6 separate regions of the Homo sapiens genome follow, and regions 1, 2, 3, 5 and 6 are each linked to region 4. Evidence: chromatin contacts called from ENCODE Hi-C or POLR2A ChIA-PET data. All regions are on one chromosome and are shown on one strand. Each heading gives the region's core, a stretch centred on a gene start or an enhancer-like site at or near the end of the contact. The rest is flanking DNA. Distances are from core to core; before and after follow the strand shown. Region 1 holds the start of LINC00339 (long intergenic non-protein coding RNA 339). Region 2 has its middle 23 kb from the start of ELOA. Region 3 holds the start of RPL11 (ribosomal protein L11). Region 4 holds the start of KDM1A (lysine demethylase 1A). Region 5 holds the start of ZBTB40 (zinc finger and BTB domain containing 40). Region 6 holds the start of LYPLA2 (lysophospholipase 2).

What was found. A loop is a pair of places that touch in the nucleus more often than their neighbours do. ChIA-PET counts read pairs that join two places held with the same protein, here RNA polymerase II (POLR2A). Pooled maps may share reads with other maps.
Region 1: a loop to region 4 is called in a map of CD8-positive, alpha-beta T cell, with 6 times the contacts of the local background. The contact joins the promoter of LINC00339 here to the promoter of KDM1A in region 4. A Hi-C loop is called at or near these places in 2 of 168 maps with a recorded cell type or tissue (CD8-positive, alpha-beta T cell and posterior cingulate gyrus), 1 of 37 single-sample maps with no recorded cell type and 9 of 50 pooled maps. POLR2A ChIA-PET finds 5 or more read pairs at or near these places in 2 of 52 experiments (GM12878 and WTC11).
Region 2: a map with no recorded cell type shows a loop between it and region 4 (3-fold over the local background). The contact joins the enhancer-like site here to the promoter of KDM1A in region 4. A Hi-C loop is called at or near these places in 2 of 37 single-sample maps with no recorded cell type and 1 of 50 pooled maps. POLR2A ChIA-PET finds 5 or more read pairs at or near these places in 1 of 52 experiments (GM12878).
Region 3: a map of endothelial cell of umbilical vein shows a loop between it and region 4 (20-fold over the local background). The contact joins the promoter of RPL11 here to the promoter of KDM1A in region 4. A Hi-C loop is called at or near these places in 6 of 168 maps with a recorded cell type or tissue (CD4-positive, alpha-beta T cell, CD4-positive, alpha-beta memory T cell, CD8-positive, alpha-beta T cell and 3 more), 8 of 37 single-sample maps with no recorded cell type and 18 of 50 pooled maps. POLR2A ChIA-PET finds 5 or more read pairs at or near these places in 7 of 52 experiments (A673, CD4-positive, alpha-beta T cell, K562 and 4 more).
Region 5: a map of OCI-LY7 shows a loop between it and region 4 (4-fold over the local background). The contact joins the promoter of ZBTB40 here to the promoter of KDM1A in region 4. A Hi-C loop is called at or near these places in 2 of 168 maps with a recorded cell type or tissue (OCI-LY7 and naive thymus-derived CD4-positive, alpha-beta T cell), 3 of 37 single-sample maps with no recorded cell type and 16 of 50 pooled maps. POLR2A ChIA-PET finds 5 or more read pairs at or near these places in 1 of 52 experiments (activated CD4-positive, alpha-beta T cell).
Region 6: a loop to region 4 is called in a map of gastrocnemius medialis, with 35 times the contacts of the local background. The contact joins the promoter of LYPLA2 here to the promoter of KDM1A in region 4. A Hi-C loop is called at or near these places in 2 of 168 maps with a recorded cell type or tissue (gastrocnemius medialis and naive thymus-derived CD4-positive, alpha-beta T cell) and 9 of 50 pooled maps. POLR2A ChIA-PET finds 5 or more read pairs at or near these places in 1 of 52 experiments (Panc1).

Annotation. Positions count from the first base shown.
Region 1 is chr1:22,022,590-22,026,955 of GRCh38, forward strand. It overlaps LINC00339 (long intergenic non-protein coding RNA 339), which reads left to right and starts at 2,602. Exons shown (of 2, transcript NR_023918.2): 1 at 2,602-2,783. It overlaps LINC01635 (long intergenic non-protein coding RNA 1635), which reads right to left and starts at 3,459. Exons shown (of 3, transcript NR_110692.1): 1 at 3,375-3,459; 2 at 2,217-2,377; 3 at 1,405-1,856. RefSeq lists a silencer at 331-450 and enhancers at 2,887-3,488, 3,100-3,209, 3,287-3,581.
Region 2 is chr1:23,718,153-23,722,565 of GRCh38, forward strand. No RefSeq gene overlaps it. Among named protein-coding and RNA genes, the nearest start is that of ELOA, 23 kb to the right of the region's middle. Within about 2 kb of position 2,584, at least 5 of the 41 ENCODE cell types and tissues checked have a DNase peak (open chromatin) inside an H3K27ac peak, as active enhancers do; they include GM12878, where a contact is called at or near this core.
Region 3 is chr1:23,690,212-23,694,196 of GRCh38, forward strand. It overlaps RPL11 (ribosomal protein L11), which reads left to right and starts at 1,595. Exons shown (of 6, transcript NM_000975.5): 1 at 1,595-1,618; 2 at 2,398-2,548; 3 at 3,596-3,702. The coding sequence starts at 1,613. RefSeq lists an enhancer at 1,557-1,876.
Region 4 is chr1:23,017,274-23,021,417 of GRCh38, forward strand. It overlaps KDM1A (lysine demethylase 1A), which reads left to right and starts at 2,195. Exons shown (of 21, transcript NM_001009999.3): 1 at 2,195-2,674. The coding sequence starts at 2,324. RefSeq lists enhancers at 1,999-2,686, 2,687-3,372 and a silencer at 2,442-2,511.
Region 5 is chr1:22,449,677-22,453,966 of GRCh38, forward strand. ZBTB40 (zinc finger and BTB domain containing 40) reads left to right here and starts at 2,175. Exons shown (of 18, transcript NM_014870.4): 1 at 2,175-2,328. RefSeq lists silencers at 1,420-1,714, 2,029-2,228, 2,569-2,658 and enhancers at 2,104-2,665, 2,379-2,458.
Region 6 is chr1:23,789,821-23,794,173 of GRCh38, forward strand. It overlaps LYPLA2 (lysophospholipase 2), which reads left to right and starts at 1,325. Exons shown (of 10, transcript NM_007260.3): 1 at 1,325-1,430; 2 at 2,837-2,940; 3 at 3,188-3,219; 4 at 3,331-3,396; 5 at 3,885-3,932; 6 at 4,040-4,110; 7 at 4,243-4,316. The coding sequence starts at 2,863. LOC105376860 (a long non-coding RNA gene) reads right to left here and starts at 3,712. Exons shown (of 2, transcript XR_947067.3): 1 at 3,652-3,712; 2 at 794-970. RefSeq lists a silencer at 1,503-1,562.

The DNA.
Region 1 (4,366 bases), core at 1,352-3,851, 990 kb before region 4:
CTCGGCCTCCCAAAGTGCTGGGATTATAGGCGTGAGCCACTGCGCCTGGCTCCTATGCTCAGTTTTTGTTTTTTTGTTTTTTTTTTTTTTTTTGAGACAGAGTCTTGCTCTGTCGCCCAGGCTGGAGTGCAGTGGCGTGACCTCAGCTCACTGCAAACTCCGCCTCCCGGGTTCACGCCATTCTCCTGTCTCAGCCTCCCGAGTAGCTGGGACTACAGGCACTCGCCACCACGCCCGTCTAATTTTTTTGTATTTTTGGTAGAGATGAAGTTTCACCGTGTTAGCCAGGATGGTCTCGATCTCCTGACCTTGTGATCCGCCCATCTCGGCCTGCCAAAGTGCTGGGATTACAGGTGTGAGCCACCGTGCCCGGCCTATGCTCAGTTTTAAGTACTGGGGTCATGGTGGTGACAGGGCAGACAAAGTCCTTAGCTTTGTGGACACTGCCTCTAGTGGATGAGATAGAAAATAACTAGGTAATCACAAAAACAAAGTAACAGGTTATAAAGGAATTGGAAGGGTGCCCGGGGTCGGGGGATAGAGGAGGTGGGCAGAAAAGGAGACGCTACAGTTGAACTGGAACCTGGGTGAACAGATCTCAGGAAAGAGCACTGCAAGCAGAGATCAGCAAAAGAAGTGAAGATGAGGCCGGGTGCGATGGCTCACGCCTGTAATCCCAGCACTTTGGGAAGCCGAGGTGGGTGGATCGCTTGAGGTCAGGAGTTCGAGACCAGCCTGGGGAACATGGCAAAACCCTGTCTCTACTAAAAATACAAAAATTAGCTGGACAGGGTGGTGCAAGTCTGTAATCTGAACTACTTGGGAGGCTAAGGCAAGAGAATCACTTCAACCCAGGAGGTGGAAGTTGCAGTGAGCTGAGATCATGCCACTGCATTCCAGCCTGGGTGACAGAATGAGACTCTGCCTCAAAAAAAGGCTGGGCGTGGTGGCTCACACCTGTAATCCCAGCACTTTGGGAGGCTGAGGTGGGCGGATCACCTGAGGTCAGGAGTTCGAGACCAGCCTGGCCAATATGGCGAAACCCCGTCTCTACTAAAAGTACAAAAAATTAGCCGGGTGTGGTGGCTCGTGCCTGTAATCCCAGTTACTCGGGAGGCTGAGGCAGGAGAATCGCTTGAATCCGGGAGGCAGAGGTTGCAGTGAGTCGAGATCACACCATTGCACTCCAGCTTAGACAACAAGAGCGAAACTCCGTCTCAAAAAAAAAAAAAAAAAAAAAAAAGAAGTGAAGATGAGCTTGTCAGATTGTCAGATTTGCAAAATAGCCAGAAGGTCAGTGTTCTTGGAGCAAACTGAGTGAGCAGGAGGGTGGGGAAAGATGAAGCACAAAGGCTGAATTTTACCTGGGATGATAAAATAATCTTACACAAGCCGAAACGTATATACTTTCACATAAATTTATGTGCCTATGAAATTGGAGTTGCTCTGGGACTCAAGCGGCATCCTTGCCCCAACCCCTGCTGTTTTCTGAAGCATTCCTAAGGAACCTTAGAGTGTGGGAGAGAGAAATAGCAGGAAGTCCTTAACCTAGTCCAACCCTTTTATTTTACAGTTAGGGAAACCTAAGCTGAGAGAGGAGATGGAAACCTGGTTGTAGGAGTGAGTGGGGAAGGGTTCACGGTCATTCTGGTAGGTAGGGGTAGGGCCAGAGCAAGGAGTCCTGGTTTGTGAACCACCAGCTGGCCGTCTAGGAGTTTACAGACCAGCAGTGGCAATGTTGACAAAGGGCATATCTTCCTTTCCCCAAGAACATTGGCTCTGGAGCAATAACCCAGCAATGGGGGCTTTGGGGTGTCCCTCTTAATCCGGTAGCTCAGCCCATTCGGATATGCCAGCTGGAAAGAGAGAGGGAGAAGTCAACTGAGTACCTCTCTCTAACAGCTCAATCCCTCCCCTTCAGGGTTAAGATCGGGGCTGCAGTGGTTAGCATCTCTGCTTCCTCTAGCCGGCTGTGTCATTGAACCTGTGTGATCAGACGCAAACCAGATCAGTATGACTTCAAAGCTTCATCTTTGAGATGGAGTCTTGCTCCCTCGTCCGGGCTGGAGTGCAATGGCGCAATCTCGGCTCACTGCAACCTCCGCCTCCCGGGTTCAAGCAATTCTCCTGTCTCAGTCTCCCGAGCAGCTGGGACTATAGGCGCCTGCCAGCACGCCCGGCTAATTTTTGTATTTTTAGTAAAGACTGAGTTTCACCTTGTTGGTCAAGCTGGTCTCGAACTCGTGACCTCAGGTGATCCACACGCCTCTGCCTCCTAAAGTGCTGGGATTACAGGCGTGAGCCACCGCGCACGGCTAAAGCTTCAGTTCTTAACCATCAGGCGACAGTGCGTAGTCTGGTAGCAACTGGAAAAGTCCTGCTGAGATTTAGCCTCCCATACACACAGAGTCCCACCCCGGACAGGCTGTATCAACCCCCCACGGCCATATGCCCACTGCTGTTTGCGTACAATGAGGCGGGACCTATAGACTGTATCCACTGACTCATCTGGAGTGATTCCGCGGGGCGCCAATACAAGGACCACTGTCTCCAAACAGCAGCCAGCCACCCCTCTCTCTTGGTTTCCTTCCTTTGAGTGGTGCAAAGGCTTAAGGGTGTAACCTCAGAATGGGGCCCTGAATCAGCTGTGGGCGAGCTCCTAGAGTATCTTAATTCCTGCTTCATCTCTTTCCATTTTGCAGTTGGGCAAACTGCGGCTCAGAAAGATAAAGAACTTCTCCGGAGCGAAAAAGCTGCTAAGAATGTATCCAAAACTCCGCACGGTAAGGACTGAGGACGGTCAAAAGACCACCAAGAGTTAAAACCATGAAGCTGCGTAGTACCGCGGAGGCTAGAGAGACCCGGCCCACCCCTTCCAACCTATGCCCCTCCTCTTAACTTCCGGGCGGGGCATGACTTCCGGTTCCCGCGCGGCGCTCCAAAGCTCGGGGAGTGGTGGTCTCCCTTTCCTGGAGTCATTTGTGGGAGTTAGGGTCTTATCCTGATCTTTCCTCGTCCCCCGCTCCCCCGTCCTCCGAGGTGGCAGCTGCGTAGGTGAACGTTCCCCCTGTCCCCTTCCTTCTCCTTCCTAACCCGAGTACGCTTGCTCGCGGCCACAGTGGCTGCCTGCCCCAGGAGCGGGGAGTCCCTGCCTTTGGGGTAGGGAAATGACTGAAATGTGGGACCTGCGGGCTCCTCGGGCTGACTTGGACCTCACTGCAGCTCTGGAGGTGGACCTCGTCCTGGGACCCTAGAAGCCCATTTCCGCACTCGGGCTAGGCCTTCGGAGCCGCGGCAGCATAGTGGGAGGAGTCGGGCTCAGCTCCCCCCCACCACAACCGGGATTATTTTTATCGGTTGAGTCATCGCACTACCTTTCATCCTTGTGGCTTTGGGCAAGTCCCCGCCCTCCGAGCCTCACTTTGCTTATCTGTGAATGGAAATAACAGTGCCTACCCCATGGGCTATCGGGAGGATCAGTTGTGAGGGAATGCAGTGTGGGGTGTCTGGCCGGCAGAATTCCACAAATGGTAGCAGCGGTTGATGTCACTGGAGGTTCCTGGGGCAGTAATTTATCAAGAGTTTATGATCCTGAACTAAGGATCATACGGAGGAGGATCTGTGTATAACGTTCGGCACAATGTTAGATAGGAAGTAAGGGCGCAGTGCACTGGAGTTATTTTTTCTTTTTTTTTTTTTTGAGACGGAGTCTCGCTCTGTCGCCCAGGCCGGAGTTGCAGTGCCGCGTTGTCGCCTCACTGCAACCTTCTCTGCCACATGGGTTCAAGCGATTCTCCTGCCTCAGCCACTCGAGTAACTGGGATTACAGTCGCACATCACCACGCCTGGCTAATGTTTTGCATTTTTAATAGAGACGGTTTCACCATGTTGGCCAGCCTGGTCTTGAACTCCTGATCTCAGGTGATCCACCCGCCTCGGCCTTCCAAAGTGCTAGAAGTATAGGCATGAGCCACTGTGCCTGGCCTGGAGTTATTTTTTCTCACTGGGTTTTTGAGCAAAGAAAAGGAGTTATTAACTGGTGAGGATAAATTTGTGTTTGGTAAGTCGTCTTCTGAAGCTGACAGGATTTATAAGCCGGGTAAATTGTGGTGCTGGTTCATCTTTGAGAGCCAGCCTTAAGAATTGGCCCACTGACTGCTGGGCGTGGTGGCTCACATCTGTAATCCCAGCACTTTGGGAGGCCGAAGCGGGTGGATCACCCGAAGTCAGGAGTTCGAGACCAGCCTGGTCAACATGGTGAAACCCCATCTCTACTAAAAACATAAAAATTAGCCAGGTATGGTGGTGGGCACCTGTAATCCCAGTTACTCGGGAGGCTGAGGCAGAGAATTGCTTGAACCCAGAA
Region 2 (4,413 bases), core at 1,334-3,833, 700 kb after region 4:
GGGCTGGGGGAGGGAAAAATAGGGAGTTATTGTTTATTGGGTGCATAGTTTGAGCATGGGATGGAAAAAGTCCTGGAGATGGATAAGATGGATACTGGTGATGGTTGCAGTGTGGATCTACAGAATGCCACTGACTGAATGGCATAGCTAAATGTTAGATATATGTATTTATTTTACCACAACACAAAAATAATACATTTGAGACTTTGTCTTGAAGAACATGAAATTTAAAATTATGAAAATAAATTCATTTTATATTTAACCAACAAAAGGTAATACAAATAGTAGTCATATAATAGCCATCATGGTCAGTGCTACAGAGAGTCCTATCTGGTGTTGGGAGAGAAGATGGCAGGTAAACCTGCTCAGGTTAGTGGGGTTCTGAAACCGAGAAGGGCTTCACCAGGAGAATGGCATTTCAACTAAGCCCTGAAAGAGAAAGCTTGGTGAGAAGGGGTGGGTGTTTGTGGAAGACAAGACATTCCAGGCAGCAGGAACAGCAAGGCGAAGGCCAGAAGCAGGAGCGCCCCTTTGGTGGAGTTGAGGAATTACAAGGTTTGTATGTGGAACACAGAGTGGGGTGGAGGTTGGGCTTGCAAAGGATTTTAGGCCCCTCCTAGGAGCAGATGGAATCCATCAAAGAGTTTGGGCAAGGGATTTTTATTTTTAATTGGTAAGCCCCTTGATTTGGTTAAGTAGAAAGGAATGGAAAATAAAGTTTATTGAGGGGTTTCTATGTGTCAGCTGCTTTACCTACCATTCCCTTCTTGGGTAGAAGCCCTGTGAGGTCAGAATTACTAGGAGATGAGTTCCTTGAGGACAAGGATGAGGCATTCTCAAATCTCTGATACTAAGTAGGACACTTGGCTCAGATGATGTGCTCAATAATGATCCACATGGTTGATTTTACAGATGAGGCTCAGGGAGGTGAAGCCATTTACCCCAAGTGAGCAGGTGAGGAGGCCGTGCAGCCTAGGAGCTGTGCCAACCCTAAGCCCATACCCCTTTCTAGACCATGCTACACATGTCACAACCCCAGATTTCCCTGCTGTTTTCCAGAGCCTCTTCCCTGGGTCCCTCCTCCCCAGAACACTGGTGTGTGTACCCCTAGGCCCAAGGGGTGGCCAAGGGGCATCTGTCTGTGAGTGTGACTTTGCACTTAGGAGCTGGTGTGACCCCTGGGCTGAACGTGAGGCCCTGTGGTGCAGGACAGAGACTAAGGCAGTGTATTCATTTCCTATTTCTGCTGTAAAAAAATTACCGCAAACTTACTATCTGACATTTATGGAGGCCAGAGGTCCAAAATGGGTCTCACTGGGCTATAATCAAGGTATAGCCATGGCTGTGTCCTTCCTGAGGCTCCAGGGAGAATCTGTTTGCTTGCCTTTTCCAGCTTCTAGAGGCCACCTGTGTTCCTTGGCTGGTGGCCACCTTCAAAGCCAGCAATCCCATCACTCCAGCCTTTGCCTCTGTCATCACATCTTCTCTGACTCTGACTCATGCTTCTCGCTTTCACTTAGAAGCACCCTTGTGATTATTTTGGGCTACCTCAATAATCCAGGATAATCTCCCTATCTTGAGGTCAGCTGATTAGCAATTTTTATTGTATTAAAATAAATAAATTTGTAATATAAATTGAAATGAGGTCTTGCAATGTTGCCCAGGCTGGTCTCAAACCTCTGAGTTCAAGTGATCCTCCTGCCTCGGCCTCCCAAAGTGCTGGGATTACAGGTGTGAGCCACCATGCTTGGCCTGATTAGCAATTTTAATTCCCCCTTGCCATGTAAGATAACATATTCACAGGTTCCTGGGATCAGGGTGTGGACACCTGGGGTGGGGAGGGGACATTATTCTGCCTAATGCAGGTGGGAAGAACAGCATGTAGGTTAGGGGCTAGTTCTCCTTGTGCCACCACATCCCCAAGAACTCTTAGGAATCTGAGAATGTTAAATTTAAACCTAGCCCCAGGTCATTATGAAGGTATATTCATCGAAGTAAGAGAACAGAATAGGATAGGATAGAGTAAAAACTGTATTTAATGGTTTGTTAGTTTTTAACTTTTAAATATTTAGATAAATGGTATGTGGGCCTCTGTATACACTTTTGCCATCAGCCATGCAAATATTAGAGGTCCGTCTAACCCAAAGTCACATAGCCGGTGAGGAGTCAAATTAGAACACAGATGTGTTACTTTCACCACACAAGGCCCCTCTTCAAGGAGAAGTAAGGCACTGTCTTTCTCAGCTTCGAGGCTCTGTATCTCTGCCTGTTTCCTGGTGGTTACAGGCTATGTGCTCTGGAAACTCCTGCTGAGAACCTGGCCTCCTAGCCCTTCTGAAGCTGCAGTTCTTCTCTCACACCGTGTATTGCCCTATGCGGATACCTCTCATACAGACCCTCCACTGGGCCGTTCAAGTCCACGTACTTATGGGTTCACCAGCTAGTTAGTGCCCCCAGCAGGGATACAGAGATGGTTTAGTCACAGTCCCTGCTTGCAAGGAGCTCACAGTCTAGTGAGGACATCACACAAAGAAATGGACAGTGACGACCACACGAGAGACTCCTCCAGTGATGGGTGCACGATAATCTGGGGCAGATCTGGGGTGGGGTTAGGTACAGGCTGCTCAGAGGAAGTGATTCTCAAACTGAGTCTTAATGAGGCCAGGAGGCTGAGGGCTGGAATTTTGGGTTGGCATATTTATAGACCCTGAGGCTGCAATGGGGCAAGTTTGGGAAATCCCAACTCTGTCATGATGACTAGAACAAAGAGTAAGAGGTGAGAGGGGCCAGAAGTAAGGCTTAAAACACTAAGAGCCACAAAAAAAAAAAAAAAAAAAAAAAAAAAGCAAACAAACAAAAAAAACACTAAGAGCCTCAGCCCAGGAATGGTGGCTCATGCCTGTAATCCCAGCACTTTGGGAGGCCAAGGCAGGTGGATCACCTGAGGTCAGGAGTTCGAGACCAGCCTGGCCAACATGGTGAAACCCCATCTCTCCTAAAAATAGAAAAAAAATTAGCCAGGCATGGTGGCACACATCTGTAATTCCAGCTACTCGGGAGGCTGAGACAGGAGAATCGCTTGAACCTGGGAGGTGGAAGTTGCAGTGAGCCGAGATTGTGCCACTGCACTCCAGCCTGGGCAAGAGACTCTATCTCAAAAAAAAAAAAAAAAAAAAAAAAACCCAAAAAACACTAAGAGCCTCATTGACCCTAACAGGCTGTAGGCTTTATGAGGGGCCTAAATGTTACTGTTCATACTGTGCCTATGTACCAGGCACATCAGTGCAAGCAAGGCACGTGGCACATAGTAGATGCTTAGTAAATTTTTGCTGAAAGAATGAATGACAGGGCCAGGCACGGTGGCTTACACCTGTAATCTCAGCACTTTGGGAGGCCGAGGTGGGCAGATCACTTGAGTTCAGGAGTTCGAGACCAGCCTGGCCAACATGGTGAAACGATGTCTCTACTAAAAATACAAAAATTAGCTGGGCGTGGTGGTGTGTGCCTATAATCCCAGCTACTCGGGAGGCTAAGGCAGGAGAATCGCTTGAACCCAGGAGGCAGAGGTTACTGTGAGCTGAGATTGCACCACTGCTATCCAGCCTGGGTGACAAAGCGAGACTCCATCTCAAAAAAAAAAAAAAAAAAAAAAAGAATGATGAATGACAGGCTAGGCACTGTGGCTCATGCCTGTAATCCCAGCACTTTGAGAGGCTGAGGCAGGCAGATTGCTTGAGCCCAGGAGTTCGAGACCAGCCTGAGCAACATAGTGAAACCCCATCTCTACAAAAAATAAAAAAATAAGGTGGGCATGGTGGCATGCACCTGTAGTCCCAGCTACTTGGGAGGTAGGTGGGAGGTTGAGGCTGCAGTGAGCTGTGATCACACCACTGCACTGCAGCCTAAGTGGCAGCAAGACCTTGTCTCAAAAAAGAAAAAGAATGACATGGGCTGGGCGTGGTGGCTCACTCCTGTAATCCCAGCACTTTGGGAGGCTGAGGCAGGTGGATCACGAGGTCAGGGGTTCGAGGCCAGCCTGGCCAAGATGGTGAAACCCCATCTCTACTAAAAATACAAAAATTAGCCGGGCGCAGTGGCGGGCGCCTGTAATCCCAGCTACTCAAGAGGCTGAGGCACAAGAATCGCTTGAACCTGGGATGCGGAGGTTGCAGTGAGCTGAGATCGTGCCACTGCACTCTAGCCTGGGTGACAGAGCAAGACTCTGTCTTAAAAAAAAAAAAATGCTGGGCGCAGTGGCTCATGCCTGTAATACACTTTAGGAGGCTAAGGTGGGCAGATCACCTGAGGTAAGGAGTTCGAGACCAGCCTGACCAATATGGAGAAATCCTGTCTCTACTGAAAATACAAAATTAGCCGAGCATGGTGGCACGTGCCTGTAATCCCAGCTACTCG
Region 3 (3,985 bases), core at 345-2,844, 670 kb after region 4:
TTTCACAGCTGATCCAGGTTTTCTGGTGATGCTCCTCTGCTGCTTAGTTGCCCTGAACACATTACTTTTTCACTGTATTAATGACATAGCATATATTTTGCTGTTAAGAACTTATTTTTTATTTTTGAGACGGAGTCTCGCTCTGTCACCCAGGCTGGAGTGCAGTGGCGCGACCTCGGCTCACTGAAAGCTCCGCCTCCCAGGTTCACGCCATTCTCCTGCCTCAGCCTCCAGAGTAGCTGGGACTACAGGCGCCCGCCACCACGCCCGGCTAATTTTTTTTTTTTTTTTTTTTTGTATTTTTAGTAGAGACGGAGTTTCACCGTGTTAGCCAGGATGGTCTCGATTTCCTGACCTCGCGATCCGCCCGTCTCGGTCTCCCAAAGTGCTGGGATTACAGGCGTGAGCCACCGCGCCCGGCCGCTGTTAAGTACTTATATGTGAATAAGCGTAAGAAAGTATTGCTTATCAATAGCATATACATTTACAGTCTGGAAAAATGGTTAGGCCAACCAACCAGAGATTGTCCACAAGGGTGGCTGAGATAGTGACACCTTTGCTTTCTGATGGTTCAATGTACACAAACTTTGTTTCATGCACAAACTTACTTAAAATATTGTATAAAATTACCTTCAGACTATGTGTATAAGGTGTATATGGAACATAAATTAATTTCATATTCAGACTTGGGTTCCATCCCCAAGATATCTCATTATGTTTATGCGAATATTCCATAATCCGGAAAAATCCCAAATCTAAAAACCGTCTGGTCCCAGGCTTTTCAGGTTAGGAATACGCACCCTGTAGTAACTTGCCCAAGGTCACATAGCTACTAGCTGGTCGAGACAGGACCACATCTGCCTGTCTTCAAGCTCGGGACTCTTAAACCACCACTCCTTTCCGTTTGTATAAATTCTATTTGTGCCCGGAGTGGTGGCTCACGCCTGTAATCCCAGCACTTTGGGAGGCCAAGGCGGGTGGATCATTTGAGGTCAGGAGTTCCATACCAGCCCGACCAACATGGTGAAACCCCATCTCTACTAAAAATACAAACAAATTAGACCGGTATGGTGGTGCGTGCCTGTAATCCCAGCTACTTGGGAGGCTGAGGCAGGAGAATCGCTTGAACCCGGGAGGCGGAGGTTGCAGTGAGCCGATATCGCGCCACTGCACTTCAACCTGGGTGACACAGCGAGGCTCCGTCTCAAAAAATAAATAAATAAATAAATTATATTTGTTTACGTTGTTACAGAATAAATTTGCGTCATAATTTGCATGATTGATTTAATGTAGTTTTGGCGTTCTCATCACACAAGGACCACCAGCTCGTGACACTGGGAGGAGAGAACGTCCTCAAGGTCCGGAAACTCAAGGACGTGCTGATTCGGGAGCTTTCAAAAACTATTTTTGGAAAACCCAGATCCCGGTCTTCAGCCAGCGTCGCCTGCAGTGGCTAGCACTACCCACAAGGGAGAAGCCGACGCTGCAGGGCTTTGCCAAATGCGCCTCTCTTCCTCGTCTTCATCTCTGTGGTTAGCCTGGGAAAAGAGCCCGCCTCCTGGCCCATAAGGCCCTCGGCCGGAAGCTCCGCTTTCTCTTCCTGCTCTCCATCATGGCGGTGAGTAGCTGGGACCTGGATTTGCTTTCCTTTATCCGTCGCCATCCATGGCAGGCCGAGCCTGCGGGGGCTACTTCGCCCGCAGCCCGAGGAATATGGAGCCCGCAATGCCTGCTGGCCCAAAACTAGCAGAGCCGTTCGAGCCAAGGACGCAGGGTTGAATTCTGTCACTTTCCCTGCCATCGTTTTAGGAGCGGCTCCGGGCACTTGCCCGGAGTGCTCAGAAGCACGGTCAGGAGGCTGCAGCGGGGGCAGATGGGGTGAATGGAGGGTTCTGAGGCAGGGGGGTCCGGGCCTTTTCCTGGTCCCGGGGACTTGAGACTTGCTCGGTGCTAGGAAACCTTAGTCGGTTGCTCCGCTTAGGGAAGGTGCCAGCCTTTAGACAGCTTCCGAATAGGATGCTGGACGTCGCATAACCACGTGTTTCCTGTTAACTGAGCAATTAAGTTCTGTTTCTTCGCTCACTCCCCTTAGTTGGCCTTACAATGGGGGCGCTCTTTGTTACCCTGAGCCTCTTAGGGTTCGATCTCAGTGTCCGTATCTTTTAACACTCAATAACTGTCCTGAGTTTTCTCTTCACCCGTTCCGTTCGTGGAGGAAGGATAGGTTCCGAGCTGTCTTCTTCCCTTGATGTCCCCTAAACATTATACCTTTTAAACATTCAGGGTCTTCGTTACGATTTGGGATGAGCAGAAATAAAAATGCTGTGCAGATAGAAAGTAGTAAAACTCAGGGCCCTCAGCTGTGAGTGTATTGACTGCTGCTCTTCCCTGTTGCAGCAGGATCAAGGTGAAAAGGAGAACCCCATGCGGGAACTTCGCATCCGCAAACTCTGTCTCAACATCTGTGTTGGGGAGAGTGGAGACAGACTGACGCGAGCAGCCAAGGTGTTGGAGCAGCTCACAGGGCAGACCCCTGTGTTTTCCAAAGGTGAGTAGTCACAAGGACATACAGGGTTTGCCTGCTTGGGTCGCTTGGTTGTTTCTTGATTTACCTGCTGTCGAGTCTGTTTAGAAAGTGACAGTCGGCATCACTTAAAGCATTAAATTCATGAGCCGGCCAAGAGGTGTCTTTTTTTTTTTTTTTTATTCAAGATGGCGTGTGGGATTGGAACACTAGATTTTATTTGAGCAGATCTTAAGCTAAGACTAGCCCAAGTAAAGATTTTCCTAAGTAACTAGGATATGAGATAGAGTGGAAATGTCAGGAACGAAGTAAAGATCATTAGATCTGATTAGCAGTTAGGGTTATATAGGCTGCATTAAGAACAGGGCTGTACGGGAGCATGAGGCTTCAGTGGCCTATATTAGTGCCACTGCACTCCAGCCTGGTTGACCCTATCTCAAAAGTTGTATACAGATTGCCTGGGTTTGAGTGATGGCTTCACCATTTGCTGGTCTGACTCTGGGCTCTCTGGACCTCTGCTTTTTTCTTTGCATAAAGAGGGTAATACTTTATAATTGTGGAAGATAAAATGAGTTGTACATGTGTAGTTGCTTTAGGACAGTGAAATATGGCAAGTCTTTGGATTCCACTCCTGCTTTTTGTTACCAGCTGTGATGTTTGGCAAGTTAATAAACCTCTCAAAACCTCACCTGTAAAATATGGATAACAGTACAATAAGGTTTCAGCAAATAGTAGATGTTGTCAATAATGCTTTGTTTTCTTTGGAACATGATAATCTTACTAGTGGCTTCTTCGGCCTATTCTGGTTGTGACCTTGCCCTTCCTGGAACTTCGGCGTTATGACTGTTCTTAACTGCTGAAGGATGGCTGGATGTCTGGAAATGGGAAAATCTGTGCTGTGGATGAAATCTTATTAATAGATGTGGGAGACACTAATTAGAACACCACAACTTAAAAGAGTGTGGATGAATGCTTAATGTCTCTTTAAGTCATGGAGATGGTGTTCTGGGAAAGAGGTGAGTGTAGTGGGGGTATGATGGCATCTGACTCCTTGTTACCCACTTCCTGCAGCTAGATACACTGTCAGATCCTTTGGCATCCGGAGAAATGAAAAGATTGCTGTCCACTGCACAGTTCGAGGGGCCAAGGCAGAAGAAATCTTGGAGAAGGGTCTAAAGGTGAGCCTAATCCCCTAATGGAGTGATATTGATCAGCACTCCTTTAGTAACACATGTAGATAAGTTACATTTAATGTTCTGTTCTTTGGTGTCTTGATATTTATTTACTTAAGCTTCTAAAAGGCTTTTTCTACAATCAGCAGGGTTAAACTGTTCTTGGTGGTTTAAAAGATGCTTGAGGCTGGGCACGGTGGCTCAACGCCTGTAATCCCAACACTTTGGGAGGCCAAGGCGGTTGGATCATTTGTGGCCAGGAGTTCGAGACCATCCTGGCCAACATGGT
Region 4 (4,144 bases), core at 945-3,444:
GGCTGGAGTGCAGCGGCGCGATCTCGGCTCACTGCTACCTCCGCCTCCTGGGTTCACGCCATTCTCCTGCCTCGGCCTCCGAGTAGCTGGGACTACAGGCGCCCGCCACCATGCCCGGCCAGTTTTTTTGTATTTTTAGTAGAGACGGGGTTTCACCGTGTTAGCCACGACGGTCTTGATCTCCTGACCTCGTGATCTGCCCGCCTCGGCCTCCCAAAGTGCTGGGATTACAGGCATGAGCCACCGCGCCTGGCCAACATTATGTATTATATTTTTATGGTGAAAAATAATTTAGCTCCCAAGCAGCACCTCCCCCAACAACCTCCCTACTTCCCTAAATCCTTAAAACCTTCTCATCTTTCTCCCCACAAACTTTCTTTTTTCTCCATTCTCTTAATGTAATTCTATCACTTTGGTTAAAACAATATTCACTGCTCGGCGGGGCGCGGTGGCTCACACCTGTAATCCCTGCACTTTGGGAGGCCGAGGTGGGAGGATCACTTGAGGTCAGGAGTTGGAGACAAGCCTAGCCAACATGGCGAAACCCTGTTTCTACTAAAAATACAAAAATTAGCCAGGCATGGTGGCACACGCCTGTAATCCCAGCTACTGGGGAGGCTGAGGCAGGAGAATCGCTTGAACTTGGGAGGCAGAGGTTGCATTGAGTCAAGATTGCACCCCTGCACTCCAGCCTGGGCAACAGAGCAAGACTCTGTCTCAAAAAAAAAAAGAAGAAACAAACAAACAAAAGAACAGAAAAAATAAATAAAACAATATTCACTGCTTACGTTTTTATGGTCATGTTAATACAGTTCACAGCTGAGCCATATGTTGTACTATGATTATATTTTCTTTCTTTTTCTTTTCTCTTTTTTTTTAGAAACGCAGTTTCACTATGTTGCTCAGGCTGGACTTGAATGAACTCCTAGGCTCAAGTGATTCTCCCACCTCAGTCTCTCGAGCAGCTGGTACTACAAGTGCGTGCCACGCCACTCGGATACATTTTCTTTCTTGCATAGCTTTTACTTTTTTTCCTTTCTACATTTGATTGCCTTTTTGTCTGTTTGCTTAGTTTTTTACAAAAAACAACTTTACTGAAGTACTACAGTTACATAAAACATACCTGTTTTACATGGATAGTTCATAGAGTTTTGACAAATATATACACCTATGTAACCATCACCCTAATCAAGATATAAAACATTTCCATCACCCCCAGCAAGTTCTTTCTTGTTCTTTTGCAGTCAACCCCCGACCCCCATCTCAGGCAAGGGCTGATTGGAGCCTATTACTGGAGATTAGTTTTACCAGTTCTTGAACTTCATGTAAATGGAATAATTTTTTGACAATTTCACTTCGAAGAGACAGACTATTAAAAAGACAATTGTTTGTGTAATAAGTACACGCATGCTAAAAGTACACGACCTGTTCCAGTTTTGGGTTAGCAAGGGATTCCTCGAAAAATTAAAAGAATAAACCGCTACTATCATTATTAGAAAGAATTAACCTGGAGTAGAAAGAGGTGTTATGTGGATGGGGATGGGGGACATGAAGGATGGGGGACATGGGGGATGGGGGACATGGGGGATGGGAGAAGCGCAAGACATGGAGTGCGAATGAGGTTGGGGTCCAGCCAGAAGGAAAAGCATGAACAAAGGCTTGGAGACAAGAGCAATTCCGTCTGGACTCAAACCTGGATTTCGTAACTTGTCTCCATTTTACTACCATCGAAACTGCTGTGCTCTCCAAGTTTTTTGCCCAGTCCAAGCAGGGCAATTATGAATAAGTAAGACGCTCTACCAACATATTTCAGTGTTTTCCCCCATTAGACTGTAAGTTCTTTGAAAGCTAGAACTTCATAATGTAACCCTTGTTACGTAGTAGGCAAGCATTAATAAATACTGGTTGAATTAACGAATAATTGGGTGAGTGAATGAACGAACGCACGCATGCAAACCCGAAAGTCCCTGGAGGAAATGGTCACCTTCGGAGGTTTAGTCTGGCCCAGAAGCCCTAAGACCACGGACTGTGCCAGGTCCCACTCCAAACGCCGGGGAGACGCTCTAGGCAAGCTACACGTTCTTTGCTGCGGTGCCACTCTAGCCGCGAGAACGCCGCTCTATGGCTGCGGGGGAGGGGCGGGGCTCGTGGGTGTCTCCGACCCTTTTTGTCCCGGCGCGGCGGGAGCGCGCTTGGCGCGTGCGTACGCGACGGCGGTTGGCGGCGCGCGGGCAGCGTGAAGCGAGGCGAGGCAAGGCTTTTCGGACCCACGGAGCGACAGAGCGAGCGGCCCCTACGGCCGTCGGCGGCCCGGCGGCCCGAGATGTTATCTGGGAAGAAGGCGGCAGCCGCGGCGGCGGCGGCTGCAGCGGCAGCAACCGGGACGGAGGCTGGCCCTGGGACAGCAGGCGGCTCCGAGAACGGGTCTGAGGTGGCCGCGCAGCCCGCGGGCCTGTCGGGCCCAGCCGAGGTCGGGCCGGGGGCGGTGGGGGAGCGCACACCCCGCAAGAAAGAGCCTCCGCGGGCCTCGCCCCCCGGGGGCCTGGCGGAACCGCCGGGGTCCGCAGGGCCTCAGGCCGGCCCTACTGTCGTGCCTGGGTCTGCGACCCCCATGGAAACTGGAATAGCAGAGACTCCGGAGGGGCGTCGGACCAGCCGGCGCAAGCGGGCGAAGGTAAGGCTCGACCCTTCCCTCAAACGACACCGCCTGGTGCCGAGCTTCCCCGAGGCTTCTCCGCCCTCCCCCGCCGCCGCCGGGTCTTGGGCCCTGCGACCACTCAGACCTCCCCTTGTATCGCTGCGCACGCCACGTCCCCTCTAGCTGGACGGGTGGGGTGAGAAAGGAAAAGTCTTTGCCGGTGTTGACTGCGGTCTTTGTGCTGGGTCCCGAGCGACGTGGGAAGGGGCATCGATGATTGCTGGGAGGGGTATTTTATTCCTTAGGTCTTTCTTGCACACCTTTTCATTTTCTTGACTGGAAAATGGCTCCCTGACGTGGGGTTACGGTTGGCGTTCTTGGAGACCTCACTTGTTTGTTCACAGATAGGTCTGGAAGCTGTTGGGCGATATTGATGGCGTTTCAGCTGGGTGCACGAGGGGGCTGTAGGTTGATGCTGAAGAAATCGCCTTAGCCGGGGAGATGAAAAGAAAGGGTCGTTTTTGCTTTTGTTTTTGTTTGAGCAAAACCCTGCTGTGTGGTAGGAGTTCTAGTCTTTTTTTTTTTCTTTTTTAAAATCCTCTCAGCGATCTTTTGGCGCAGAATTTTGCAGATGAGGAAGCTGCTGATTGAGAGAGCAAATAATAGTCAAAATGCAAATATATGGGAAGAAAAGATTTGACTCCAAACAGTATATACAGACAGTGACTGCCTCAAATGTCTGTGTCCTAGATGCTATATTCAGCGTGTCACCAACATTACTTTTTTTTGTTGTTGTTAAATATCAACGGGCAGGTATTGCTAGCCCTATTTTAGGAATGAGTAAACTGAGGCACACAATTTAAGCAACTTGCCTAAAGTCACAAAGCTAAATAAGTGATGGAAGTGGAATGTAATTCCCACATTCATGTTGTTACAGGGTATCATCAGCCCTTGAAACAAAGGACCACATGGGACACTGTGTGCAGGGCACTGGGGCAGTATTAGGGCGCAGACTTTAGACTTGGGCCTTTTCTGGAGATTTAATGGTCGGTCTAGTTGGAAAAAACAACCTGGATATATATGTGCGTGTAGTCAACATTTAAATAAAAATTTGCAGATTATATAATTTATGCCTGAAAAAATTGTCTACATAATTTTTAAGTGGGAATACCAAGTCAGTGTGTATGGGGAGCTTCTTGAGATGAGTATTACCCAGTCTGAGAGCTCTCATATTTATCTGCCTACTTGAGCCAACTCTCTAAAGTATAACCAGTGCTGGATGAAAGACCGTTTTGGAGGCAAGACTTTCTGGAGCTTTTACCAAAGCATGGGTTAGAAAAGCACAGAGGTTGGTGACACCAGCCCTCAGAAATGAAATAAAGGGCAGAAGTCAAGAGTGTTATTTTACGATTTCAATAGACAGGTGGCCAGAAGCCACGTATAAGATGTTTTTAAAAACAGATTTATTGGCTGGGCACAGTGGCTCACTCCTGTAATCCCTGCACT
Region 5 (4,290 bases), core at 925-3,424, 570 kb before region 4:
GCATGTATTCATTTAAAAAAAGTTATAGAAAGCCTCTTCTTTGTCACTGCTGTCCCAATAACTGAGTACACTTGGTGGCCACTTTTCTTTTGCTCTCTTCGTTTAGTCCCTATAGGATTTGAAGTCTTGTTAAGTGGAACAGGAGGGACAGATGGTGCCTGAAAACTTATTCCTATTGAGACTCCTGAGCTTCAAGCCATCTGCATTCACATACAGCACATTGGCAATGATACTGTTTTTTAAAATCCATTAATTCGATAAATATTTCTCTTTTTTTTTTTTTTGAGACGGAGTCTCGCTCTCGTTGCCCAGGCTGGAGTGCAGTGGCGTGATCTCAGCTCACTCCAACCTCCGCCTCCCAGGTTCAAGCGATTCTCCTGCCTCAGCATCCTGAGTAACTGGGATTACAGGCACCTGCCACCATGCCCAGGTAATTTTTCTATTTTTAGTAGAGACGGGGGTTTCACCATGTTGGCCAGGCTGGTCTCGAACTCCTGACCTCAGGTGATCCGCCTGCCTCGGCCTCCCAAAATGCTCCCAAAATGCCCAGTGGCTCACACCTGTAATCCCATTAACTCGATAAATATTTCTAGAGCACCTACTATGTGCCAAGCACCCTTCTAGGTGTTTGTTTGCTAAATCTAGCAACCCTATGTTCCCACTAAAAGAGAATGTGAGGCTGGTGGAAATGAGGGCTTAGGAGACACAACAGCTGTAGGCGTGGTTCCAGTTACTACAAAAGTGACTAAATAACAGCTACAGTAAATCCGACCCTGAATGTAACGGTGACATGAGTATAATAGTGAAAGTGACTAACTGGGCACAAGGGTATGAGGACAACAGTGTACCCTGAAGGGGCCTGTTAAATACTGGCTTGACTGTGTGGCAGCAAAAGTGGCTGCATGACAATGACAGTGAAAACAACAGAAAGGGCAACAGCTGGGCAAACAAAGTGCTATTTTGAACAGAACCGTTTGAAGTTTATGGTCAATGACGGTAGCTGCATGTCAGACAGTGACAGTAAATATGATCGACCGGGAGACAGCAACAATGCAAGTGACAGTTCTGCCCAGTAGATTGAATTTGTGATGTAAAACGGTGATGGGGTGAGTCAGTCAGCCAGAGACAGCTCTCAGAACGACTGAATATTGACATTGCAGATGGAAAAGGTATAACCACAGAGGAAGCTGGACATTGCACTAAGATGGCTGGATTTGGGCACGTAACTGTCAGGGACAGAAAAAGTGGCTGCATGTCAGTGACAGGGTGACTGTGTTCAGTGGGCCAGCGCGGAGGTGACTCAGTTTGTTACTGCTGGATCTGATTTAAATGTTTGTGTAAGGAAGGGTGGCAAGGGGACGCTTCAACAGGGAACGCATAGTGTGTGAGAAGGAAAATGAGCAAAAGAAAAGCTAGGACTAAATCCCAAAGCCCCTAAATCCCAAAATTGGGAGGTGCGAGAGGCAGGATCAGGATGCCTCCAGGATGCCTTCAGCCCACTGCGCCCCACCAGCGCCAAGCCTGTCCCACAAAGAGTGCGGGCTGGGGACGCGGCTCAGGTCGCCTCTCCGCCTCGCACGTGAATGTGTTGTTTTGGAAAAACGAAGCCTTTTGTGTTCACTTCCTTGCCCTCCTTTGAAACAAAATCCTAATCCTAGAGCTGCCGGAGCGAGACTGCGGAGCTCCATTAGAACTTTCCTTAGGGCCGGGCATGGTGGGAGGCCGAGGCAGGTGGATCATCTGGGCTCAGGAGTTCGGGACCAGCCTGGCCAACATGGTGACATCCTGTCTCTACTAAAAATAGAAGAGAAAAAAAAAATTAGCAGGGCGTGGTGGCGCGCGCCTGTAATCCCAGCTACTCGGGAGGCTGAGGCAGGAGAATCGCTTGAACCTGGAAGGCGGAGGCTGCAGTGGGGCGAGATCGCGCCGCTACACTCCAGCCTGGGAAACAAGAGCGAATCTCCCATCTCAAAAAAAAAAAAAAGAAAAAAACTTTACTTAGGAAGTGTGGGGAGGGAAGGAGGGAGTGGCCAAGGTCAGAGGTCAGAGAAGAGCCTAGCAACCAGCCGGCCCCCGCCGTCCTAGCATAGGTGGAGAGCGAGCGCGTGACGCAGGCCCCGCCCCCAGCACGTGACCGCGGCGCGTGGGGCAGGTCGGGCCGCCCCCTCCCCTCTGATACCCATTGCGCGCCGGCCTCAAGATGGCCGCCTTCTGGCGTCTCCGGCGCTGTTGAATGGCGAAAGCTTTATTGTTCCCTTCGGGCAGGAGTGTTCGTGTCCTCTATGGCGCTGTCAATAAAGAACGGCAGTTTGAATCGGTGCTGAACAGGTAACCATAGAAACGGGGCTGGGACTCCGCGTGGAGACCCTTCCTGCAGCGGGGGCCCGGGTGCGCCCTAAATGAGGGGTGTATACAGACCCTTCCGCGTGGCGAACTCCGCGGGACTCGGCCGAATCACGGCCGCCTCACCTACACCCCGGACGTGCCCCCTCCAGGGGCGGTCCGCACCCCTGGCGCCGGCTCTGCTGTAGACTGCGGAGGGGAGAGACCGCGGGGACCCACTCAGGGCGCCAGGCCCGACCTGACACCGCCTGGGGCTCGCTGTCGCCCCGCACCTCCCTCTCGGCCCGTCCGGAGGCCTCTTGTCGCTGTCTCACTCCCCCTCCCTTCAGGTCCCTTCGCCGGGCGTCAGCGGACTATGGCCTTGGGCCTAATCCATGCCCCCCTTCTCTCTTCCCCTCTCGGTCTTTGTTTACAGTTGCAAATGGTTAGGGGGAAGAATATTTCATGTAATTTGCGAAAGTTCTATGAAATCAAGTCCATAAATGAAGTTTTATTGGAACACGGCCCTGTTCATTGTTGATGTATTGTCTATGGCTGCTTTCCTGCCAAGAGGGCAGAGCTGAGTAGTTGCGCAGCCGTTGCTTGGCTTTGATCGGCTGGCTCACAAAGCCAGAAATATTTCTGTCTGGTCCCTTACAGCAAAAGTTTACTGACCCCTGCCCTAAACACAAGGAGATTGGATCAGTGTTGTCATTCAGCTATTCCTCTCGTCGGTTCTTCTGGAGTGGGAAAAGAGTTAAAACTGCGCGATGCACCGAGAGCACTTTAGTTGACAGAACACTCTGGCTTCCCTTCTGGTCTTACTGACTATTCAGAGTTTCTCCTGCTTTGAATAGCGTTGGTACCATGCAGCCAGTGCTGCAATGAACCAGGTGCTTTATTTATATTCATACAAGTGTTGTTCTACTTTATGACGACGCTTTATAAGTAAGTATGGTATTTCCATTTTACAAACGAGGAAGAAATTTGTTCTGAGTGGTTAATATATGTATAGGTGTACTAGGTTATAGGGCTGCCAAATTGAGCCTGTCCCTGGGAGCCCCCTGCCTGATGGCACCGGTCAAACTGCTTTGGATTTTATTCTTTCAAGTCTTTTCTACCTGGAATTGTTTGTTCTTCCCTGGAATTGTACCCAGATCTTTGTATGGTTAATGGAGATTTAATTACAATCTCAGTGAAATTTTTTTCTACTTAGCTAAATCATCAAACTTCTGCCCCTCCTTTCTAATATAAACACTTTTCTTCTATGTCAGTAGTCCCCAAACTTAGCTATTCATTAGTGGTTTAACAAATGGTTTCAGAACACCCCATGCATGTACGCATGCATTCATTAATCATTTAGTGTTTGTTGAGCACTTACTGTGTACCAGAGACGTTTCAAATTCCTGGAAATACAGTGGTGAACAAGACAAATATGATTTCTGCCCTTCCATGGAATTTAAATTCTATGTGGGGCTTGGACAAGTGGTATACAGGTAGACAAAGATAATTTCAAATACAGCTGTAATAGCATCATCATAATAAAATTATTAGTTGCTATTTACTGAGTGATTATTTTGTGCCAGGTACTGTGCTAAGTGCTTTATTTATATGGACTATCACTTAATCCTCACACCAATACTATGACATAAGTAGTATTAATATTACCATTTTACGCATAGAGGAAACAAACTCACGTCGGAGAGATGTTCGAGGTTACATAGCTAAGGCATTCAGCTGAGAGCTGAAGCTAATCTGATCACACTGAACACCCTGTATTGTTCCATCTGTTTATTGTCTTTCCTACTAGCTTAGGAGGTCCTTAAGGGCAGGGACCACACCTTACTGTTGTTATCCTCAGCTGCTAGCCAGTACCCACAACCTGGTGTTTGCAGGTAAATACCAAGTAAACAAATCTAGGTCATTCATTGAACAAATTTTTATTTTATTTTATTTTATTTATTTTTT
Region 6 (4,353 bases), core at 75-2,574, 770 kb after region 4:
ACCAAAGTGCCTCTGGGCCTGGGGGAAAGTGCTTTGTTGAGCTTCCAACTTTGTACTGTTTTCTTTTTCTTTTCTTTCTTTTTTTTTTTTTTTTTTTTTTGAGACAGAGTCTCGCTTTGTTGCCCAGGCTGGAGTGTAGTGGCACTATCTTGGCTCACTGCAAGCTCCGCCTCCCGGGTTCACGCCATTCTCCTGCCTCAGCCTCCCCCCGAGTAGCTAGGACTACAGGCGCCCGCCACAGCGCCAGGCTAATTTTTTGTATTTTTAGTAGAGACAGGGTTTCACCGTGTTAGCCAGGATGGTCTCGATCTCCTGACCTCGTGATCCGCCCGCCTCAGCCTCCCAAAGTGCTGGGATTACAGGAGTGAGCCACCGCGCCTGGCTGTACTGTTTTCTTTCTGTTCAAAGAAAACACTAGTATAGGTTAGGCTGGGAGAGTGAGTCCTAAGCGGCTGAGGGTCAAGTGTGACTCATTTCCTATTTGCAGATCCCCACACATTCTCAGGGACATGCTCCTTCAACTCAGTTTGCCTGCCTTCTGACTTTTCTGTGGTCCCTGATACCTATTTCCACTTCAGCTTGATGGCAGCGTTTTGTGCACTGTCTGCATGACATTGCTTGTGAAGGGCAGCGCTAACACTGCCAGTGCCTGTCCAGCTCTCCTGATACGGCCTTTGTATTTTTCCTAGGTCCTTTTTTGCGTGATTAACACCTCACGCTGTGATTTTACTGTATAAACCATGTTCACACAACCTCATTTAAGCCTACCAACAAAGCTGTGAAGGAGGCAGGGTGGTTATTACCATTTTATATATCAGGAAGCAGATCCAGAGAGGCAGAATTTAAATGGAATCCCGAGGTTGCTGTTTACATGCCTTCCTTGAGCCTCAGTTTCCCCATCTTCAAGGCTGGAGAACTAGATGATCTGTAAGGTCTCTTCGGTTCAGAGTGTGTCATTCCATTCATGATCCTGGAATAGGGCATGAAAGCCAGTGGCAGACACCCGAGGCCTTAAGAGGTGTGTCCCATGAGGATGGGAAGGTGGTAAAGTTTATGCAAACAATAGTGTGAGGGATGCCTCTCCTTCCGGTCGGCCCTCCTCCAGGAGGCGCATGGGTGGTGGTAGCAAGTGGGAGTCTTGGGTGCCCTGTCTCGAATCTACAAGGTGGGAGCGGGTGAGAACCCAGCGACTGCGCGGCTGAATGACAGGGAGTAGCCCCGCCGCCTCCAACATGGCAGCTTCTATCCAGCGAAGCCGGGTCCCCGCTTCCGGGTTCCGTACTGTCGGCCAGGCTACTTCCGGCAGCGCGATGGCTGGGTTCCCGGGACTCGAACGGAAGTTCCGGCGGGGGCGGCCGAGGGGGAAGAGTGTGTCTGCGGGAGAAAGAGGAGAATCGCCCAAGCGGCCTCGGAAGTCCCAGGGAGTGGAGGTACCCAGCCGGCGGCTGCGGAGGATGGGCGTGTAGGGGGAGGTCGGCCTCGGGAGGGTCCCGGAGAGCGGGGAGGGGGAACCGTGATGGGGGGGATGGGGGTGGGGAGTGAGGTGCGAAGGCGCTGTCCAGTCTTGGGGACTTCGGGAGTGGAGCGGGGCTAGGCAAGGGGGTGTCTGAGTATAAAGAGACAGACTTCAGGGTCGGAAATAGAAGAGCCCATTGTGGGGCGGGGGCTTCCCCAGAGTCAAAGGTACAAAGCTTTATTGTGGGCAGGTGGGAGTCCTGGGTCAGGGTAGAAAATTTCACTGGGTAGGGTGACCTTTGGTCAGAACAGAAGTTCCCATTGTGGGGAGCGGGAGATCCTGGGTCAGGGTGGAAGTTCTCAAGGTGTATAGAGAGAGACAGGTCAGGGGGAAGGCACCCCTCCGAGGAGGGAGCCTGGGCGGGAGGTGCAAGTCCCCACGGTGGAGAAGGAAGGGAATCGCAGCTCAGGGCAGGAGGTGCATTCCCCATGGGAAGAGGAACCCCGGGTCACAGGTGAACGATCCCATTGTGGGGAGCTGCCCTCAGGGGTCAGAGATGGAAGGTGAGGCCAGTTGGGAGGGGTGGGCAGGCACTTGAGGCAGGTAGTGGAAGCTTCCGGCGAGTTTGGAGGACGCCGAGGATGGGGAGGGGCCAGCCAGCCTGACATTCTTTTGTGTGTTTGGGAGTCCCAGAGCGTGGTCAAGCCAGGGCTCGTTTGCAGTCAGTGGCAGCAGCAGCAGGTAGCTCCGTTTAGGGGGGGCGTGGAGCACCAGTTTGGGGGTGGGTGGAGTTCTTACGCTTTCTGGGGACATGGGCAGCCCCCTGGGGGTCTGGGAATGGATGGGCCAGAAACTGCTGTGAAGGCTGGATGGGGGCTGGGTGGGGGGAGGTTGAGATGGGGGTTGGAGGCGGCACTGAGTAGGGGATGGAAGCTCCTTTCCCTGGCACTTTTCTCTCCATTTCCCATAGGGCCCGGAGTTGGGGAGGCAGGGACCCAGGGATGATTGGAGAGGAGGGGGAAGGCACTCACCCCTGAGGAGTTAGAGGGGGAATGAAGCAGGCGTGCCGCTGCCTCCCCTCTGCCCCCTGCCCTACAGTCCCTATGCCCTGCCTCTGCCTGTCTCCAGCAAGCTCAGGTCCTGTGGTTGGGCCAGAACCAGAGACACATGTTCTGGGCCACTAGGGAGGCTGTCTCTGCCTTTCAGCCCTGGAACTGAGGCAGACTTCTTCTCCTGTGCCCTGGGACTTCTTGCTTGACTATTCTTTGTGCCCAGGACAGAACCTGGGTGCTGTGTGGGGCTGATGGCCTGGTGGCCTCTTGGGCCAGGAGTGTGTCCTGTGCCTGGTTTTGCTCTTGACCGCCGCCCCGATGTATGCAGGCCCCCGCCGTGGAGCCGTGTGGTGTATGTGTGGTAACACCATGTCTGTGCCCCTGCTCACCGATGCTGCCACCGTGTCTGGAGCTGAGCGGGAAACGGCCGCGGTAAGGGTCCCCTTTCACCCACGGCCAGACACTGTGGGAGCAGCTGGAGGACCGGCTGGAGGGGGTGTGGGAAAATGGAGGTGGCAGTGATGAGCAGGGAGTATCCTGAGGCCAGCAGGCTCGGGGTAGTAACCTGTTTGGCTGCTACCTGGGTTCCCCCAGGTCCTTGGGGGTGGGGGAGGGGTGGGCAGAAGTTGGAGGACCTAGGGGAAGCCTTCCTGTCTCCCCATTTCCCATCCTTTTCCAGGTTATTTTTTTACATGGACTTGGAGACACAGGGTAAGTGACTGAGGAGGGGTGCTCCTTAAGGAGGGGTCCTGGCCCAGCAGCGGACTGGAGAGGCCTTCTCTTCCTACCACATCGGAGCCTTTTCTCCCGTCCCTCCTACAGGCACAGCTGGGCTGACGCCCTCTCCACCATCCGGCTCCCTCACGTCAAGTACATCTGTCCCCATGCGTGAGTGTCACCCCAGCAAGGGAGGGGCTGAGGCTGGGGATCATCTGGGGGTGGTCCTGTCATCCCAGGCCTGTTCTCTCCTGTCAGTTGCATCCTGGGGCTTGGGCTCAGGGCAGTCAGAAGTGGCATTTTCAGCCTGAGCTCCTGTGGAGCCCCCAGGAGTGGGGTCCAGCACCAGCCCCCAGCCCTAGGGCCTCCTAGACCTGAGCTCTCCTAGAACCCACACCTCCCTTTGCCCCTTCCCCAAGTACTCACCGACTACCTGGGACCCCGTCACACCAAGCGCTGGGCTCTGCTTCTCCATTACTGGCGCTTTGCCCCAACCACAGCCTCCAGCCCCACGTGGCAGGTTGCCTGGCAACACCTTAAACACAGGCCCTGCCTGCTGGGAGGGGCCACCAGGGGCGGCGCGGCCCCACTCCGGGCTCTGAGCTCTGGCCTCCTCATTCCTCCTGAGCATGATGGGCCCTCTGGCTCTCTTTCCCCAGGCCTAGGATCCCTGTGACCCTCAACATGAAGATGGTGATGCCCTCCTGGTGAGTTTGGGAGTGGGGGTGGGCAGGGGGACGAGGACACTTGGGCTGAGGGAGCCACAGGGGGCTGGCTGGGGTTTTCTATAGCTGCCAGTGCCTCTACTCCCAAGGTTTGACCTGATGGGGCTGAGTCCAGATGCCCCAGAGGACGAGGCTGGCATCAAGAAGGCAGCAGAGAACAGTAAGACCCCAGCCCCTCCTCCACATCCTCCTTCCCCTGCCCCCCAGGAAAGCGCTGGGCGGTTCCTCAGCCTAGCTCCCTTATTGGGCCCCTTGGCAGCTTCCCTCTACCCACTCATGCCCCCTCCCCCAGTCAAGGCCTTGATTGAGCATGAAATGAAGAACGGGATCCCTGCCAATCGAATCGTCCTGGGAGGCTTTTCACAGGTGAGGGGAGAGGGGTGGGGGGGTAGGGGGTAGGGGT